4 separate regions of the Mus musculus genome follow, and regions 1, 3 and 4 are each linked to region 2. Evidence: chromatin loops called from intact Hi-C (ENCODE). Cell type or tissue: left cerebral cortex. All regions are shown on one strand. Region 1 overlaps Nsd3 (nuclear receptor binding SET domain protein 3). Region 2 overlaps D830025C05Rik (a long non-coding RNA gene). Region 3 overlaps Nsd3 (nuclear receptor binding SET domain protein 3). Region 4 overlaps Nsd3 (nuclear receptor binding SET domain protein 3).

The links. Hi-C counts contacts between places; a loop is a spot of excess contacts. Peaks named below come from ENCODE experiments on the same cell type or tissue, not always from the same donor. Only the 100,000 strongest peaks of a DNase experiment are listed, where the experiment ranks them.
Region 1: it touches region 2 in a loop (2.2-fold over the local background); 5 of 42 quality-filtered maps call a loop at or near these places.
Region 3: it touches region 2 in a loop (2.1-fold over the local background); 5 of 42 quality-filtered maps call a loop at or near these places.
Region 4: it touches region 2 in a loop (2.9-fold over the local background); 3 of 42 quality-filtered maps call a loop at or near these places.

Annotation. Positions count from the first base shown.
Region 1 is chr8:25,674,023-25,679,022 of GRCm38, reverse strand. Nsd3 (nuclear receptor binding SET domain protein 3) reads right to left here. Exons shown (of 23, transcript NM_001081269.2): 8 at 3,281-3,326; 9 at 177-307. Among named protein-coding and RNA genes, the nearest start is that of Nsd3, 36 kb to the right of the region's middle. In left cerebral cortex, no CTCF peak of the experiment used is centred here; DNase peaks (open chromatin) are centred at 1,546 and 2,339.
Region 2 is chr8:25,598,503-25,603,502 of GRCm38, reverse strand. D830025C05Rik (a long non-coding RNA gene) reads right to left here. Exons shown (of 1, transcript XR_003947362.1): 1 at 4,296-5,000. It also overlaps a transcript of Nsd3 not described here. Among named protein-coding and RNA genes, the nearest start is that of Letm2, 3.5 kb to the right of the region's middle. In left cerebral cortex, a CTCF peak has its summit at 4,536 (motif pointing left); DNase peaks (open chromatin) are centred at 697, 1,365, 1,928 and 4,532; H3K4me3 peaks cover 2,512 bases; H3K27ac peaks cover 2,522 bases.
Region 3 is chr8:25,664,256-25,669,255 of GRCm38, reverse strand. It overlaps Nsd3 (nuclear receptor binding SET domain protein 3), which reads right to left. Exons shown (of 23, transcript NM_001081269.2): 6 at 3,100-3,226. Among named protein-coding and RNA genes, the nearest start is that of Nsd3, 26 kb to the right of the region's middle. In left cerebral cortex, a CTCF peak has its summit at 2,913 (motif pointing right); DNase peaks (open chromatin) are centred at 394 and 2,968.
Region 4 is chr8:25,704,741-25,709,740 of GRCm38, reverse strand. It overlaps Nsd3 (nuclear receptor binding SET domain protein 3), which reads right to left. Exons shown (of 23, transcript NM_001081269.2): 19 at 3,101-3,217; 20 at 537-678. Among named protein-coding and RNA genes, the nearest start is that of Plpp5, 13 kb to the left of the region's middle. In left cerebral cortex, a CTCF peak has its summit at 2,605 (motif pointing right); DNase peaks (open chromatin) are centred at 62 and 373; H3K27ac peaks cover 1,157 bases.

The DNA.
Region 1 (5,000 bases), 76 kb before region 2:
CACAGACAGGTAAGCTGAATATTGTGGTGACCAAGAGTGAGCGATGACAAACATGCTATCCCCCCTTACATGCTATCGTACCACGAGTACGCTTACGTTCCCCGGATGCTCCCGAGAAAGCATGCTAACTGTGGCTGGCAAACAAGTCGTCTGCCCAGACCCGAGCACACACTCACCTGCCCGTCACTCAGTCCTCTAGAATCGGAGTCAGATGTGTCTCTGTACGTGCAACTAGCCGTCTCTACATCCGTTGAGGCGCGACTCCTTTTCTTTAGGGGCTTACAGGAATCTGAAATCTCGCTGGCACCTTAACATAACACACTGAAATTAATCCTAAAATAGAATTTAGGGTCACTGTAAACTTTTTTTTTTGTTGGTGGTGAGTATTTTCTTTCCCCAAACTCGTCTCAAGTATACTGGGGGAAATTCACAGCTGTTTGTAGCACTGAAGTTGCAAGCCAGGACTTGATAAGTTTCTGACTTCCGGTATTAAGTGATCCCATTCACAACTGCTCTATAAAAACATTTAAGTTCAGTTCTGCTTGTCGCCGTTTCCCCAGCAGGGCCCAAGTTCCACTCTAGACATCCATTCTAGCCAAACTGAGAGACAGCCAATTGATTTGGAACAATTCAGAGAACCATTTGATTGCGTAAGGGGAAGACATGAAACCCAACACAGTGTAGTTTACAGATACGGTTGCAGAGACATCTCCATCTTGTTTGATTAGGGATGTGACAAATCTTTGATTTGTATTCGATTCCTACTCGGATAGTGCCGTTTCAACCCCCCAATTTTGCAATTCAGTTATTAGCCCCCCAATACATTTTGGATTTTCATAATTGTTCTTTCTTAGTAGAGTGGCATTTATTGTGACCGTTAACAAGTGCTGTGGCACGTCCACACACATCATGCCATGTGGGAGGAACGTTACTGAGGGCTGAATGGACAATCAGTGTTCAAGTGCGAGAAATCACCAAGGGCTAGATGACAGGCCTCTGGACTTTGTGAGGGAGAGAAGAAATATATACTTGGGAAAAAAAAGGCAGAGAAGAGTGTGGAATTTTTTTTTTTAAAACTGCGTGTAATACAAATCCAGCCAAAACAATAGTGCAAAAAGTTACAAAGCAATAATCTCTTGGGCTAATGCGGTAGGCTAGACAGAGACAGCCGCGATGACATGTGCAGATCAGGCACGGTGAATACCAAGGAACCAAGGAGACGGGTAAGATGTCCACCCACAGTTTGTTTTAGATCCCCCCCCCCCAAACTTTCCATACAACAGACAGACATCTAGATCAGCCCAGCAAGCTACGGTGGAATTGTGCAGTCCGGAAGAGACTGTGGAGAAACAGGTCTCCTGAGGCCATGAAGATCCGTAACAGGCCGAAGGGAGCGCTTGGTGTCTAGCCACGTGTTGTGGTGGAGGTGGCGGCCTCGGGAGACTGCTCTGGTTACTGGAACCTTCTTAGCACATCCCATCCTACAAGTTTGCACTGAATGCTTCCTGACAGCTACAAAGGAGGGTGCCCGCCCACGTTAATGCTGATTCAAGAACACAAGGACACAAATCTATCTCTTTCATTGCTGGTGTGTGGAACCAGAACACCACCACAAAGTATTTCCTTGGCCTAAGAGATCACTGAATTAACAAGGAGTTTTAACAGAAGAACAGAAGTGCTGTACTGAGAGGCTTGCGAAGGGAAACACGGGTACCGCCAATTCCGATGAGTTTCTGAAAATGCCAGAAAAATGACAGACTGCTGAAAGCAGCTGTCCTGTTGTTCTCCATGACAACGGCACTAATGTTAGAAAAAATAATAAGAGCTTTTAATGATTGCAATGTATACAGTTTGGGCCATTTGGCAAAACCCTGCAGATGTGTATTAATGATGCTTTATTTAAAAACAAAACAGTCCATGTTGGAATTGATCAGGGTAAGTTAAATGGTGGTTTGTTTGTTTGTTTGTTTGTTTTTTAGGCTGGACCCATGATTTAAGCTGTACCCATCCAGCTCGGACAAAAAAAAAAAAAAAAAAAAAAAAAAAGATAGAGAGAAATCATCTGAATGTTAAAGCAATTGTTCAGTCTTGAAGAAGAAACCAGGCCAGAGAATGCCAATAATAATGATTGGCAAAATCAAAATCAAAACAAAAGGAACTTTATCGAGCCGCCGACAAAGAACTCTTGCACGGAGACTCCAAGTCTGGAGTTTCTGGGATGAAATTGTACAGGAATCTCAGTCCACAGTTTCCTCTTTCGCTGCGGAGACGGAGCTGTCACTGAATCTGACAGAGCCCTGCGCTCCTCGGTCCGCCGACCCTGTGGAATGGTGGAAACACAACGCAATCAGGCCTCCTAATCTCGCAGCGATCGATCGCGATGTCTTTTCTTGGGGCTCCGCCAAGCAGTGTTCCCTCCGAGAGGCGTTCAGTTCTGCTGAGGATCTCCACGGAGACCATCGCTGCAGACTTCTCCCCGAGAGTGCAGACAGGCTGGTGTTTTATTTTATTTATTTTAAAATAATGCAATTTGCCCAGAGTAAACTACAGGTACTAAATACAGTTTGAGCTCACCAAAATTTCACGAGTCATGCTATGGAGTTTGTACTATACTCAGATTGCACACAGAAAACACATAGATAAGTTTAAGGCTTCTTAAACTTTGTGCATATCTCAAAGAGATTTACATAATATGGTCATCTACTAGTAGCCATAGTTACGCTAAGGGTCAATTTACAAAACGATTGTACAGCACTGAAAAGGGGGGGGCATCATTTTTTCCCAGTCAAGCTGTCCTGTCTGATTTGCCATAGTCCATTTTTGACAAGCATTAATAGCTACTATTCGGTATTCGGTCGAATACCAAAAAAGTGGATTCGTCACATCCCTAGTTTATAAGCCAGTGAAATCCCAAAATCTTACGGAGAAAAGCTGGAAACAATACCAAGTCTACATGGTGTTCTCTAATTTATCAAAACAAGAAAGACTTTTCACATGGAAGTACAGAGTAGGATCAACTGTAGAAGACTCTCTCTCTCGACTCTCTCGTTCTCTGTCCTCTCTCTCTCTCTCTCTCTCACACAGACAGACAGACAGACAGACAGACAGACAGACACACACACACACACACACACACACACACACACACAGAGGGTAAAATTCCACACTGAATAGCAACAAAGATTTACAGAGACAGACAAAAGTCCATGAAGCACAAATGAATTATTCTTAGAGACTGGTTTAATCAGGAAATGCCAAGCAGCACCTTAGAGTAACTCACCTTTCTGTAACCCGGTCTTCAGGGAGGCCTGGGGAGCTGTCTCAACCTGTTTGGAAAGAACAGTACGACATTAACAGGAGGGCTTTTTCACTGGTAGAAAATCGAGGGAAAAAATTTTTGCATTTTCATCACTCTAAATAGTGATGAGTGATCGATGTCATTGAAAGTCTAAACTCAATCCCATCTTCTGAGTCAAGTTGTCTGTCTCAAGGTCAGGGAGGCGTAAGCCCTAGCTGCCTGTGCTGAGTACCAGGTGACAGCGTAGCCTCGTGCTCCTTAGCAAAGACTTCCCACCGCGCCCCTGGTGCTAGAGGAGAGCCAGAGCATTTTCCTCAGTGTCTGTTTCTGTGACCAGCCCCAATGTTGCTATGAACCCCTCCCGCCCCAAAGACATTAGGATAAATGTTTACTTACTATGATACTCAGGTTAATGTAACTCACGCCACTTTAAGACCCTTCCTTCCGCGCCTGCACTCACAGCTAAGTTGCTGGCAATCGGGACCCTCTCTGTAGAGAGTGCTACATGGCTCCATACAGCTGGAAGCTCAATACTTGTGCTGCTAGAACAAACTTAATACGTCTGTGATATTGCATTAGCACTTTCTTGAGTGTCTTATGAACAGTGTCTTGATCCTACATTAGGAGAGCGAGATCAGAAGTTATTCTGCCAATGTATATGTAGAACACGTGGTACTGGAAGACTGAACCATTGGAATAGGGAAGAGATGCTGTTTGTAGAAGTTTCTGTTTAGGCTGGGATGGAATTTTATGTTTCTTTAAGATGTGAAATATGCATGTTGAAACACATTTTGTAAATATGTAAGGATTGTTCTAAGCTTTTTAAAAATTTTTTTATTTTTTTTTTACAACAGGTAAAAAAACATACAACAGGAATGCTTTTTGTACGATACAATTAGTTGTACAAATATAAAATCTTCTAAACAATCACTGGTATTAGTCTACTACTAACTATATATAACACAGTGGCAGTAACAATTTGTCCCATTATTTTTACTCATTCTGTTTGTTTATTTTAAACTGACTGGTCACAGACTGAATTTGAGAACCAGGTGGCAAAGTCACAATTTCATTTTGGTAACAAATACTATAGATTTGTCAGACTTGAATTTTTTCTTTAATTTCCTATATATGGAAATTATATGATAAATAACAAATATTACTGAAATTTTAGCTAAATATTCTCAAAAAATTTTTATATGCTTGTGATACTATAGAGCACCCACAAAGTTAGCTTTTAAATTTGGAAGTTTTAAATTATGAAGATTTTAAATAAAAAAGGACATACTCCTCCATGGTAAATTGCTTTAAAATATTAGACTTGCTGTAACTAATTCTGAAATTTTAATACTAGATGAGTGGGCTATAAAAAATAAATATTCTAAAGCTGGTTATGGTGTCAGACACCTTTAATCCCAGCAATGGGGAGGCTGAGGCAGGTGGATCTCTGTGAATGCCTGGCCAGCCTGGTCTATAGATTTCGTTCCATGTCAGCCAGGGCTACATAGTGAGAGCCTGTCTCCAAAAGTAAAGAAAGGGGAAGGAAAGAGTGGGGACAGCTCAGCGGCAAAGTGCTTACCTAAAAATGGGTATTCATTCATTTTATAAAAATCAAAAAAAAAAATCTGCGAGTTTATAATTGATAGAATCACTTCTCAGAATTCTTTGAAAAGGTAATTTCACATGTATATTATTACTACAT
Region 2 (5,000 bases):
CCACACCTCCCTCATTTCACAACAATCACAACCCCATAACCACTAGCTTCTCTATTTCTCTAGCCTTGAAATACAAGACAGAATACACACAAACATAGGAACAAAAGGCTTTCCCTTCTAACACTTCAATAATCCCCATCCTTTTCCTCACACTCTGTGACGCCTGGTCGATAATTCTCATCCTTTCCAACACTCAGCTAATGTCCTTCCCTAGCCCAATCGTATGTCTTTCAGTTTCCTGCGTCTATTTCCTATCCTGCTCTTGCATCCTGACACAATCATTTTTCATCCCTATTTCCTAATCTTATCTTTTCCTCCACTTTGATTCACTAGTTTCTCTCCTTGATTCCCAGAAGAAGCCTCGATTCTCCATCACCCCTATCCCTTTCCCCCCAACTCTTCTAGTTTCCACACTCCATTCCAGACCTATCCTCATTTGCATTAGGTCTCTAATGTCCAAATCTAACTCTTCTCTTTTCCTACCCCTCCCCCGTTTCCATCCTTATCCCCGCCCCCATCCCACCTCTACTCCCAATTCCCAGCTCAGCACCACTACATCATATCCCAAGCCTACCTGCCCCACCTCCCAATTCCTTCCACACCCACCTTACCATCTGCTCTTCCTTCCCAGAACCCTTTCAGGCCATCCGCGGCCCCTTCTCTTCCAGGGTCTCACTCCTTATGGGTGCCTGGGTCTTAGGTCGCCCCCACCCCAAGGAGCCTCCTCAGCCCTGACGCGCAACACACACATACACAAGCACTTTACCTTCAGTTTGTTCCATTCTAACCCCCCTGCCGTGTCAGTGCGATCACAGGAGAGACACCGAGGCCCGAAGTGGGGCTGGGTTGCCGGCAGCTGCCGGGACCGCGGGCGCAGGAGACGGAACCGAGCTAGGCCGCATGAAATCCTCGGACTAGATTTCCCCCGCGCCGAGCACCCCTGCCATGGCGGCCGGCACTGAGGACGGCCACGGCCCGGCCGGCCGGGCTCGTTTTGCGGGCAGACGGAAGGCTGCGGGCGACGCGGAGCGAAGGGGAGGCGGCCGGACGGGGGTCGCCGCGTAGCTGCTGGTGCCGGAGAGGAGCCGGAGGCTGGCGGCCCCGAAGGGCAGCAGGGTCCCAGGGTTCTGATCGAAAGCTGCACACCTCTCCCAGCAGACACCCGGCAACCCAGCCCCGGTCTCGGCCTCCGTCCGGATCTCCGCGCCGCCAGCTCCCGCCGCCGTCGCCGCCGCCGCCGCCGCCTCCGCGCACAAAGCCCCCCCGCCCCGTTCGGCGCCGCCGCCGCCAAATCCTAGGTCTCCTATTGGCTACTGGCCGCGGCGCCTGCCGGGAAATGCAGTCCGGAGCTCGGCGCTGAGAGCGAAGGAGGAAGAGGCTCGTCAGCCGCGGAGAGGAGGGGCGCGCGAGAGTCTGGAGCAGACGCGAGACCGCAGGCGATGAGGCAGAGGGACAGGAAGGGCTGGTGCGGAGGGGCAGCCAGGTCGGGCCTGCGAGGCTAATACTTACTAAACGGCAGCACGTACTAGACGCCATATGGTACTCGAGTGGCCCTGCGCTACCATTCCTAGATGTTAGGAAGAACCTGATGACCGGTACGCGGTGACGCAGACCGGGGAGTGCCCGGGAGTCACTGACAGCCTGACAGCTGTCAGCAGAGCGCCCTGGCCCCGGCGTCCCAGACACGGGCCAGCACGTTAGGACGACAGCCCGAGCCGGGGCAGTCTCCTTCCCCGGGAGAGAGACCGGTAGCCGCCAGTGTGCCCGGGGGTTGCCGGGCAGTCCGCGTCCAGCAACAGAAGGCACCCCGATCTCCCGGGCAGCCACTGGACCCGGTTGCCCTCTTCCTGCCCGCACCGGGGTACAGAGGCTTGTGGGTAGCCGGGAGGACGTCAGCGCGACTGCATCCCGGGCCGCGGGCCACAGCGAGGACTGCGGGCGGGTCACGTGCCCCGGCCCTGCGCTGCTCCGGGCCAGAGCTCCGCACTGAGTGACGTGGGGATATTTGTCCCAGAGCGATCACCGGAGAGTGAGAGGAAGGGAGGCAGTCCTCTGCAAACCCCTTGCCCTTCCCATTCTAGGAAATACGAGTGATCCAGTGACAGGGCCGGGTAAACAGTCTTGAAGGGGTGTGCAGATGTAGTTTCTTGGGGCCTGGTAATTACTTAGAAGGTCCAACCCAGAAACGAGAACTTACAAAGGAAACATACGTAGCCATCAAATGAGGAAACCGATACACTCTTGCTTTCTGTTCTGAGAATTACCGAACCCTGTCACTACAAAGTGTCAACCTCCAGTCGGGCGTGGTGGTGCACGCCTTTTATCACAGCACTCCGGAGGCAGATTTCTGAGTTCGAGGCCAGCCTGGTCTACAAAGTGAGTTCCAGGACAGCCAGGGCTATACAGTGAAACCCTGTCTCGAAAAACAAACAAACAAACAAAACAAAACAAAAAAAGTGTCAACCTCCTCTCCATAGAGACTACATTTGCTACCATTAAAGGAAATTTCCTGATGTGTTTCAAATACCACCTCAGAATTTTTTGTTTTTTTTTTTTTTGGTTTTTTTTTTGTTGTTGTTGTTGTTTTTGTTTTGTTTTTCGAGACATTGTTTCTCTGTATAGCCCTGGCTGTCCTGGAACTAACTCACTTTGTAGACCAGGCTGGCCTCAAACTCAGAAATCCGCCTGCCTCTGCCTCCCAAATGCTGGGATTAAGGCATGCGCCACCACGCCCGGCGGGTTTTTTGTTTTTTGTTTTGTTTTGGTCTTTTCGAGACAGGGTTTCTCTGTGTATCCCTGGCTATCCTGGAACTCACTCTGTAGACCAGGCTGGCCTTGAACTCAGAAATCCACCTGCCCCTGACTCCCAAGTGCTGGGATTAAAGGCATGCACCACCACTGCCCTGCCTCAGAACTGTTTTTAATATTTTATATTTTTATGTTTATCAGTGTTTTGCTCACATATATATCTGTGTGCCTTGTGCATGCCATGTCCCCGAAAAGGTCAAAAAAAGGTGTCAGATCTACTGGAACTGGTGTTATGGATGGTTGTGAGCAACCTCTTGGGTGCTAGGAATCAAACCCTTGCACTCAGCAAGAACAAGTGCTCTTAACCATTGATCCATCTCTCCAGCCCACCTCCTCAGAATTTTAGAAAAATCTCTGCAGTTCACTGATTTTAATGGGCACTCATACTAAAAGTGATCATGAAAATAATTCCATTGATGATATTATCATTATTATTATTATTTTGGTTTGGTCTCTATTTTGGTTTTTGGAGACAGAATTTCTCTGTGTAACAGTCCTGGATGTCCTGGAGTAATTCCCTTTGTAGACCAGGCTGGCTTTGAACTCAGAGATCCACCTGCCTCCCTAGTGCTTGGATCAAAGGCATGCACCACAATTGCCCTGAAAAGTCTTTTTTTTTTTTTTTTTTTTTTTTGAGACAGGGTCCCTGGCTGTTCAACTTCCTGTGAAGACCAGGTTGGCCTCAACCTAATATAATTTCTGCCTCTGCCTGCCAAGTGCTATAATTAAAGTGTGTGCCACCATGCACAGGAACAATAGTGTTGATTTTTGTGTTATTTTGTGTGTGTGCAAATATGAGAGGAGTGCTTGTGGGAGCTAGCTCCAGACTTGCACCGTATTACAGGGCTTGAACTCCCATCATCAGTGGCACTGCAAGCACCTTTTCAGATGAGCTACCTCCTTAGACCACTTTACTGTTCATCTGTTAAGTCTTGTTAGACCCAGAAATCCTCCTTCCCCAATTTACCCACACATAATACTTTATGTTTCCATCATCTAACCTATTCTGAGGTTCAAACCATGCTTACTCTTTTCAATAGCAAACGAGCAAACAGCTTATCAAGACAGAAGCAGAAGAGGTTTCTCCAGGTTATGGTGGTAAAAATATATTCAATTTATCCTAAACACCAAATTGTCAAACCTGATAAAGTATACAAACCTGGAGAAAGTATTCATTGCTTTGAACAAATGGGTCTCATCAGGGTTCTTATCCCCCCAACCCTTCTTAAAAGAACTGGATTGTTAACTTGTGACCAGATTAAAAAATCTTCTTTATGTTTCAAATACTGGGTATGGGATAGTTCATCTGGCTTTTAAATAATACATTTTACTGTACCTGCTTGTAAGTGAATATAATTCATGGATAAGAATTTTTCCATAAGATATTTCATTGTAAAATGATAAGAATGTTTTTGCATTTGACAAATATTAAAATAATTACTGTAGAGCTTGGAATTATCAGAGCGAGAAAACAAGGAGAGGGAAGCTTTAGCATGGGACATAATCTCTTTATTATGGGACATAATAAGCTCTTTAATCAGGAGCCAGGAGGATCTCAGTGAGTTCGAGACTAGCCTGGTCTACACAGTGAGTTCCAGGCCAGCCAGGGCTACATGGTGAGACCCTGTCTCAAGGCGGGGAAGGAGGAGTTAAGTTTTGTAAATTTCAATTCTTTATGATCAGACTGTGAAACAGAACCCCTAGTGGAAAATTGCCTGACATGCACAAAGGGACCCCTAGTGGCCAAACTGAAAAGTTTTGCTTATTTTAAGTAGTCCATTCGGTTAGTTGAAATATACTTTTTTTTTTTTTTTTTTTTTTAGGATTAAAAACGGCCTCCATTTCTTTTTTTCTTTTCTTTTTTAGTTCTTTTGAAACAGGATCCCACTGTGTAGCCCTGGCTGTCTTGGAACTCACTTTGTAGACCAGAGTGACCTTGAGCTCACACAGATCTGCCAGTCTTGTCTATTAAGTACTGGCATAAAAGGCATGCACTACCATGCCCAGCCCTCAAAACTTATTCTATTTTGTACAGCTCATAATTTTATCATCAGAGTTCTCAGAAAAGTTGAAGAAAGCTCGAGCCAGGCATGGTGGTGCACACATTTAAATCTGAGCAATTTAGAGGACCAGGCAAATGAATCTCTGTGAGTTCAAGGCAAGCCTGGTCTACATAACGAGTTCTGGGCCAG
Region 3 (5,000 bases), 66 kb before region 2:
CAAACTCCTGGGGAAGAGAGGCTGAAACCTAAATTACCAATAGACTGTCTGTACGTGCCAAAGCCTCCTAAGACCTTCTCAACTGTGGCCGTGGAAAACTCCCAGATGAGGAAACAGGAGGGGCCTGGGAGGGCAGAAACCTAAGAAGGACATAGAAACTATACAGCCCTTTGTCTGCACACCTGTGCTGGCTTTAAAAACAACCCGGTAAGCTTCAATGAAGTGCTCACCTAAGTCCTGTTACCCAGAGCTAGCCTGGCCTACATTGGAAGAATCCCGTCCAAAACCAAACCAAAAGAACACCGAAACAAACCAACCACCAACAGCGAGTCCAGGAGTTATCTGGAGTCTCTGCAGTGCCTGGGGTGTGGGAGCCGATGCTGGTTGGAGCAGCAGTGGGAGGTGGCAAAAGGCAGGGGAGTCCAGGCAGACTGCGTTTCCTACCATACGCTATGAAACCACACACACACACACACACACACACACACACACACATACACACACAAGCTTAAACCTGAAGGGTCTGGCACTGAGAGAAATGAATCAAGAGACGAAGTGGTACACCTTTAATCCCATACAAGGCAAGCAGAAGTAGGAGGTATCTTGCCTTCAGGGCTAGCCTGGTCTACAGAGTGAGTTCCAGGACAGCCAGGGCTATGAAGAGAGGCCTTGTCTCAAAACAAAAATAGACAAAAAAGGTTGCTTAGCAGGTGTCTAAGATGGTCAGTATGGGGAAAAATAATCCACTAATCTGGGTCCCAGGACTATTCAATGTGGCCAACATATGGCAGAACAGAAATGGTTCAAGTTTTTTCTTCCTAAATTACAAAATCATTTCTTAGCATTCAAAATCTTTTAAAGAACAAAATAAACTCTTATTTATAAGATAAGATTCTAAATGACCAAGCTAATTAAGATTTTCTCGTTCAATTAAATATTGAACTTAGGCCAGTGTGCATACCAGACAACCACTCTACCAGCCTATGGGGATGGGAGAGTGGTTGAGACAGGTTCTCACTCTGCAGCCCAGGCTATCCTGAAATAGCCCAAGCTAACTTTGGCTGACAGTGATCTTCTTGCTTGGTCTTCTGAGTGCTGGATAACAGGCAGGAAACCACACACATGGCTCGCACCCCACTATAGCTTTTTATTTTGGCCCAAGGTCTTACTAAGCAGGATACACTGGCCTTGGAACCGGCATGCTCATGGAAGACTCTCCAACTGATTACAGATCTATTTCTACTGACTATAGAAATCAAAATAACATATAATACTATTTCTAATAATATATATTAATTATTCATTTTATCATTCACATAGTACTGTTATTATGAATAACAACGTAGCACATGATCTATTAAAACTAAGATACATATTAAAGTCTTTTTGAAAAATAGCTGCCGGTGGCGCACGCCTTTAATCCCAGCACTTGGGAGGCAGAGGCAGGCAGATTTCTGAGTTCGAGGCCAGCCTGGTCTACAAAGTGAGTTCCAGGACAGCCAGGGCTACACAGAGAAACCCTGTGTCGAAAAAGAAAAAAGAAAGAAAGAAAGAAAAAAAAGAAAGAAAAATAGCTTCAATCTGCTAAGATGGCTCAGTGAATACGGGTGCTCCCTGCCACATCTGACTTGTTTGATCCCCAGGACCCACGTTAAAAAACTGTTTCCCACTATTGTATATGCCAGAAAGATTTTGCTGAAGGGACCCTGTTATAGCTGTCTCGTATGAGGCTATGCAAGTGCCTGGCAAATACAGAAGTGGATGCTCACAGTCATCTATAAGATGGATCACAGGGTCCCCAATGGAGAAGCTAGAGAAAGCACTCAAGGAGCTGAAGGGATCTGCAACCCTATAGGTGGAACAACATTATGAATTAACCAATACCCCCAGAGCTCGTGTCTCTAGCTGCATATGTAGCAGAAGATGGCCTAGTCGGTCATCACTGGGAACAGAGGCCCCTGGGTATTGCAAACTTTATATGCCCCAGTACAGAGGAATGCCAGGGCCAAGAAGGGGAAGTGAGTGGGTAGGGGAGCAGGGCGGAGGGAGGGTATAGGGAACTTTCGGGATAGCATTTGAAATGTATATAAAGAAAATAATAAATAAATAAATAAATAAATAAATAAGAGACTGTCTCCCACAAGCAGTCCCCTGAGATCTACATGCATGCTGTGGCACGTGTGCAAGTGCACACATACACACATAAATAAGTAAAAGTAATTCCAACTTTAGATACAAACATAGCCTTAAAGTCTTCCAAAGGTACAACCTTTCTAAATACAGGCATTTTTCTTTCTCTGTTTTTGTTGTTGCTGTTTCCTGTCATTCTGTTTTGTCCATCTCTGGCAGACCTGGAACTTGCTATGCAGGCAAGACAGGTGTCAAACTCACAGAGACCTCCCCGCCTCTGCTGCCGACTCCCTCCCTCAGACGTTTCTCTTTTAAGGATGAGGAGCCACTAACACTGCACACATCCAAACAACAACTCCGTCTCCAACAGAGTTAGATAAAGGAGCAAACGGTGAGGGTTGAGACTGTCTCCTGAGGCTGCAGAGGAAGCTGCTGTCCTTCAATATAAGATATAAAAGATTTCACAGGCTTACAAATCACAGCTGTAACGCCCCACCCCCACGCCTTTCTTTTTTCTTTTTTCTTTTTTTTTCTTTTCTTTTCCTTTCTTTTTTCGAGCTGGGATGTTGCTGGTTTCTTTTAGCTGGGATTCCATGCACACCACCATGCTCAGCATAGAATTTACAGCTATACTCTTAATTATGGGACAGTGCTTGTATTTAGGGAAAAGAACTATGAATACAACTCTCTAGCTCTAATTCTTTTGTTTCCTTCTAAAAGAATTACTTTTAAAATCCAAATACTGAATATGCTGCTTCCATGTACGTCTGTGCACATGTGCACCAGAAGAGGGCGTCAGTCGCCCGGGGCTGGAGTTAGAGTTAGCATACAGAGCAAGGACTCTCACAGTGAAATACTTACACAGTATGTCATTATGGCCTGCCTTCATTCACCCTCGTTTACCTTTGACAATGAAACTTTCTTAGGAACCCCTGAGGATGGAGCCAGGCGCCCCTCAGTCACACCCACCTGCAGAACCAGATGTTGCCTCCGGAGATGACGCGCTCTGAGCCGGCTTTTCACTTCTCTGACTTGGTGAAGAGATTATAAGCCTGTCTTGCCCCCTGACACTTATTTCTGTTTTGTTACCAATACCCTTTAAAATGAGGTAGAATAAAAAGACAAGTTAGTAGGCACATAACAGCATGAGCTTATACAGATGGCTTAACGTGACCGTAATTTGCTCAAACTTGTAATGTCAATTATGATTAGTCGTTATCAGAATGTATTTTAATGAGATCCCTTGAAAGAAAAATAAAAATTTGCCTTAAGTCCAGGTGATAAGTATTTTGTTTGTTTGTTTTTCGAGACAGGGTTTCTCTGTGTAGCTCTGGCTGTCCTGGAACTCACTCTGTAGACCAGGCTGGCCTTGAACTCAGAAATCCACCTGCCTCTGCCTCCCAAGTGTGGGATTAGAGGCGTGCGCCACCACTGCCTGGCAAATATTCTTAATAAATAAACTCACATTACCCTGTTTTCTGTCAAAAAAAAAAAGGTAATTCCTAGTCTGAACAGTTTTTTTTATATATATGTACCATTGTCATTTGGTTGCTTATTGCAAAGGCAGAAAGGTCACTGTGTCTTGAGATGAGAATACCGTTAGATAAAAGAGATATGCCATTTATATTACAAACTGAGATCAAGTAGGTAACATGAACAGACAGATAATAAGTGCAGTTAATTTAGATCTTAATTTAGGTATTTTTTAATGTAATAAGAGTAATTTTAAATGTTATTTATTTTTCAAAAGATCAATTTGTCCTTTAGGATTTATTGATTTTCACTTTATGAGTGTTTGCCTGCACTTATGTGTACCTGCAGCAGCTAGGATGTAGCCTGGGATCCTCTGGAGCAGGAGTTATAGAAGGTTGTAAGTCACCATTTAGGTGCTGGGAACCAGACCCAGATCTATACAAGAACAGCAAGTGTTCTTAAGGGCTGAGCCATCTCTCTGGCCCCGAAAGATAAAAGTTTTATCTTGAATTGTCTTTAATAGCCTTAGGGTGTTGAGGATATTTTTCATACAGAAGTAAATAAAACCAGCTCTAAGAATAAAGGCAATTTGCATTCAAACAATATGCAAATGCTGCTATCAAAAGAATCACATTGGGGCTAGAGATGGCTCAGTGGCTAAGAGCACCTGCTGATGTCTAGGGGACTAAGTTTGGTCCTGACACCAGTATTGTGGAACTCACAACAGCCTTAAGGGATCTGGCAAGGAAAGGAAATGAGAAAGAGGGGAGTGGGGAGTGAGAGGAAGAAGGGAAGGGAGAAAGCAAAAGGACAACATGGAGAGACATCAGCTGGAAACAAATTTAAGCTGTTCTGGAAAACCTAGCGCTGTGGAGATCAGTTAAACCCACAGGCAGAAAGAATGGATGCAGGACTCTTGATATTTCTAAAACCAATTCTAAACATGAAGCATCACTATATTTAACCAATATTTTAATGTCTATATATGTCTATGCTAATGGTGAAGAAAGAACATAATTCCTTAATATATACATACATGTGATACAATTAAATCAAAATCACAAACCCTGAGTTATGAAGTGGGCTGGAAGGCGTGTACATAGTCCAGTGTCATCCAGAATTCTGACACCTGCAAGCCAAAACCTAACTGCCTGCGATGGAAACCCAGGGTGGACTGAGGGAGCTTTAGTGGCTGACTTATACCACTGATTACCCTTTCCAACACAGTAATGGAATTTCTTCTCTAAAACTCAACAAGCTATCCCAAGCTAACAGGAATCTAACAAAACTGCTGCCACAGCAATGCCAAGCTAAATGTGTGGCCTTTTCTCACAGCTTCAAGCTGGACGGAGAGAAGGCCTGAGCAAGGCCTAAGTACAGCTGTTAGGAGGAGTGCT
Region 4 (5,000 bases), 110 kb before region 2:
GAAAAAGAAGCCAGCTGGTGTGGGGACAGCAAATTGCTTTCTTAAAAAAGGATTTACTTGGACTGTTTGTAATTACGTGAATGTGTGTATGTGTGTATGTGTGTATGTGTGTGGGTGCCCGTGGGAGCTGGAGGGCTCTGACCCTTGCAGCTGCAGTATGGTCGTGAGCCACTCCACATGCACGCTGGGCATTGATCTCCGGCCCTCTGCAAAACAAGTATAGACTCTCCACTGCTGAGCCATCTCTCCAGCCTCCATGAGTTAATTACCTCTAGTATGCTTTAAACGCACAGAAGAGCTAGGCCATCTAGTTCTATTCTGCAGACAGCACTATTTTGGGAAGTGACGTGTCTGCACTGTGGCAGACCCTCCCACATCCTCTTCTGCAGAAAGGCTGGACAGGTTTTCTCTTTAGATGTAGTTTTACCACATTGGCAAGTAACGCCCAGTTGTCTGATCTGAATAGACTCTCAGGGGCTGGGCCTTTAAGACAGGCTTCCCCCGTGGAGGGGCCCCGGCAGCAAGTCACGCTTTACCTGCAGGAATGTCACAAAGAGCAAATAGTCCAACTCGAACGTCTCCATTTACAGTCCACTTCTGTGTCTCACAGTTTGGATTACAACTGTGGTTCATGAAACGAGAATAATTTCCCTTTGGTCCAGCATCAATTATACGGTCCTTCAGAAAGAAAAAAAAGTCTGTGTGTGGGGGGTGCTTCAACATAAACTGGATACAAGCCCATTTAGAAACATCCAGTTAGGGAACTCCAAGACAGGATCATTTATCATCAGCTGGTGTGCCAACTGTCAGCTCTAAAAACATTGCAGACACTCCTCTGTGGAGTTAACACGTTCTCTATTTGAGGACCTTAGGGTTTTGTTTTTTAAATTTTTCTTTCTTTCTTTTCTTTCTTTCTTTCTTTCTTTCTTTCTTTCTTTCTTTCTTTCTTTCTTTCTTTCTTTCTTTCTTTCTTTCTTTCTAGAAACTGCATAGAAACTGCTGATGGTAGTCTAATAAATAAGGATCAGCAGCAGGTCACATGTTTAGGCATTCTTGATCGTGCACGGAGCTATATGGTTCAGGTAACCAACTGCTCAGGCAGTTCCTTCTCAGCTTCTCTCTTGAACTCTATGCTAGAAGATAAACTGCTATGGGATGGACGAGTTTACCCACGAGGACAGAGAAGGGCAATGAGACTCTCTCTGAGCGGGAGGTGACAGTCCTTCATGTCTGTCCTCTCACAGGGGTTACCTACGCAGGAAACACTAGACAGTTAGGTCTGTCAGTGTGGACTCTAACAGTGAGGTCGTGCCAAGGCCTGAACACACAGGACGCTGTCACTGAACTGAACTCAGTAAGAGGATTCGAGACGCAGACTCCAGCCTAACACCGGCAGTCGAGGTTACCCTGTAGCACGTGCAAGCTGTACACTTTTCTATTTTTTAATTTTTTTTTTTTTTTTGGTTTTTCGAGACAGGGTTTCTCTGTGTAGCCCTGGCTGTCCTGGAACTCACTCTGTAGAGCAGGCTGTCCTCGAACTCAGAAATTCGCCTGCCTCTGCCTCCCAAGTGCTGGGATTAAATGTGTGAGCCACCATGCCCGGCTACACTTTTCACATAAGACATAACTACATATAGTTTATCTTCCTTTTTTCTTTTTTGAGATAGTGTCTGACAATGTGGCTCTGGTTGGTGTGGAACATGCTATGTAGACCAGGCTGTCCTTGAACTGAGAGATCTGCCTGCCTCAGTCTCAAAAGTGCTAGGATTAAAGGTGTGTGCCACCATGCCCACAACCTCTTTTACTGTTTTTTGTTGGTTTTCTGTCAAGTTTTTGCTTGAGATGAGGCTCAAACCCACAGCCTCACATGCCTTCAGTACATGCTTCAGCACGGAGCCATGGCCTCAGCTTAGATGACATTCTGATTCTTTTAGAACCATCACAGAACACGTGGAACAGGAGGACTAGTCTTGGTCCTTGGTGTGTAGTAGTGTACTAAACAAAGACTGAACTACACCTAGGCCTGGGCTTCCTGTCCTCTGTAAGGATGATGATAAGAAATGACATCATGGCTGCCATGAGACACGCAAATACAAATCAATTTACCAGTTACCGGTCTTCGATGCTCTGTTTTCTTTTCTGTGTTTGTTTCTCTTTTATTTAGACAGGATCATAACTATGTAGCCCAGGCTGGCTCTAACTTAAACTTATGATCCTCCTGCTTTAACCTCCCAAACGCTGAGAGTACAGGTGCGTGCCACAGTGCCTGGCTAAAGTTTTATTTAAACTAGTTTACTTCCATTGTTCTTATGCCAACATTCATTATTTTCCTGTCACTTGTCTTACACGTATGAGTATGTTGCCTGCATATATGTATGTGACTCACGGGGCGCCCCTGGTGCCTTTAGAAATAAGATGTCATGTTCTCTGGGAATGAAGTTCCAAATTGTTGTGTGCCAGTACTCGGGAGCTCGGAACCGGACCCTGGTTTTCTGTAAAAGCAACAAACGCTCCCAGCCATGGAGACATTTCTCCAACCCTCTTGTCATTGGTTTTTTGTTTTTTTAGACTTTATCTATTTTATGTATGTGATTACACCATCACTCTACTCAGACACACCAGAAGAGGGCATCAGATCCCACTGCTGTGGCTGTGAGCTACCAAGTGGTTGCTGGGACTTGAACTCAGGACCTATGGAAGAGCAGTCAGTGCTCTTAACTACTGAGCCATCTCTCCAGCCTGTCATTTTTTTTAAGCTTAATAAATACAGAGAAAACTTTTGAGCTTTAGGCTAATGAAAAATTTCAAGGTATTTAATAACTCAGTTATAGTTGATTTCTCCAGCAGTAATAAAGAACCCAGATCTCTAGCTGCCTCAGACATGGTCGCTTTGTTTCTTAGCATTTCCCTCTTGCTCCATAGTCTCCTGACTATGGACGGTTCCTTCTGTAATCCTGAGATAATAACAGCACCAACTACTGAAAATCCTCATAGTTTACTTAGAAAAAAAATGAAAGGAACAGAAACCGAGGTCAACATAAAATCACAAACAGAACACAAAACGTCCCTTTTTCTTACCAAAAAATAAAAGCAATTTTACCTTGGTAACAGTTAACATATAAAAATTAGTTACACTGTTCTCGTGGGCTCGCTTGATTCGGAGTCTGCACTCTTCTTCATCAATTAATTCACCGACATACTCGTTTACAAATTCCCCCTGCAAAGAAGGATGTAACAGGGAACATCAGCTGCACTGTAATGCACATCCTAACACCACATGTATGAACCAAGAAAACTAACTAAAAGTGTTTGTGAGGGCCAGGAATGTAATACAATAGCAGAATCCTTGCCTGGCTTGTGTAAGGCCATGGGAAGGCCATGGGCTCAGTCCCCAACAGCACACAAACGGCATGTGGTGGCACATGTCTATAGCCCCAGCACGGGGAGGTGTAGACAGCAGCAGTTCAGGTCCCCCTCATCTTGTCTCGTCTTGTGTGGAGTTCGAGGCTCGCTTGGACCCATGAGATCTTACCTTAACAACAACAAAAGCCCAGGACTGGGGGAAAGGGATGGCTCAGTGCGTAACCTGAGTGTGATGCTAAGAACCATGTAAGGGGATGAGCAATGTCCTCACTTTACTGGCCACACGGTGTGTACATGTGGATCTGCCTAGGCCTAGTTTCTCAGACAATCCTTTTTAATGAAAAACAAGATAAACACCACAGAGCTGTGCAGTGGAATATTTGCCTAACAATGTTATGATCTGAGCTCAGATCCATAGAAACTAAGAGGCTGAGCATGGTGGCACACACCATATTTTTGTGAAATCCTAGAGACAGTGACACTCACTGTCCAGCTTGGAGAAGGTTCAGGTGGTGAGAAACCCTGTCAAACAGCAGGTCTGTTCTAGTTGGCCTGTTGTCTACTCAACAGGAGCTTGAGTTATCTGGGAAGAGGAGCCTTGAATGAGAAAATGCCTCTGTCAGATTGCCTGGTGAGTCCAGAGGTATTATTCTCTTGTTAGTGACTGATGGGGGAGCACCAGCTCACAGGTGGTCCTGGATGGTCTAAGGAAGCAGGCTGGCCAGGCATGGTGGCATACACCTGTACTGGCTGCTTCTGGGTGTCAACTTGACACAGGCTGGAGTTATTACAGAGAAAGGAGCTTCAGTTGAGGAAATGCCTCCATGAGATCCAACTGTAAGGCATTTTCTCAATTAGTGATCAAGGGGGAAAGGCCCCTTGTGGGTGGGACCATCCCTGGCGGGTAGTCTTGGGTTCTATAAGAGAGCAGGCTGAGCAAGACAGGGGAAGCAAGCCAGTAAGGAACATCCCTCCATGGCCTCTGCATCAGCTCCTGCTTCCTGACCTGCTTGAGTTCCAGTCCTGACTTCCTTTGGTGATGAACAGCAATGTGGAAATGTAAGCTGAATAAACCCTTTCCTCCCCAACTTGCTTCTTGGTCATGATGTTTGTGCAGGAATAGAAACCCTGTCTAAGACAACACCTTTAATTCCAGCACTCACATGGGAGTTTCAAGACAGCCAGAACTTTAAAACAAAGCAAGCTGACTGAGCCTTGGTTTCTGCTTCAGTTCAGGCCTTGAGTTCTTGCCCTGAACTCCTTTCATAGTGGACTACAACTGTAAGCTAAAATAAATCTTTTCCTCCCCAGTTTGCTAACTAAGATGCATTAAAGTCATGAAAACACCTTAGAAACAACATCCTGATTGTTACCTGACTTTAACAGGCATGAGCACACATCTACAAAAAGAAAAGAGAACCGGAAAATCCCCCTTCAACCCTAGAAGTAAATAGTTATTATTTATTCACAGGTATTTGGGTGGCAGGAATATCCCTGTGCAAGTATTTCCAAAGGCAGCAATGTGCTTGCTTTTTCTTGCTGACATTATTGCTATATTCCCAAGTGGCATCTGTGGCATGTCACTAGGTCTTGGAATAAAGCGAACCCTGACTTTTGAAGCCATTATCATCACTACA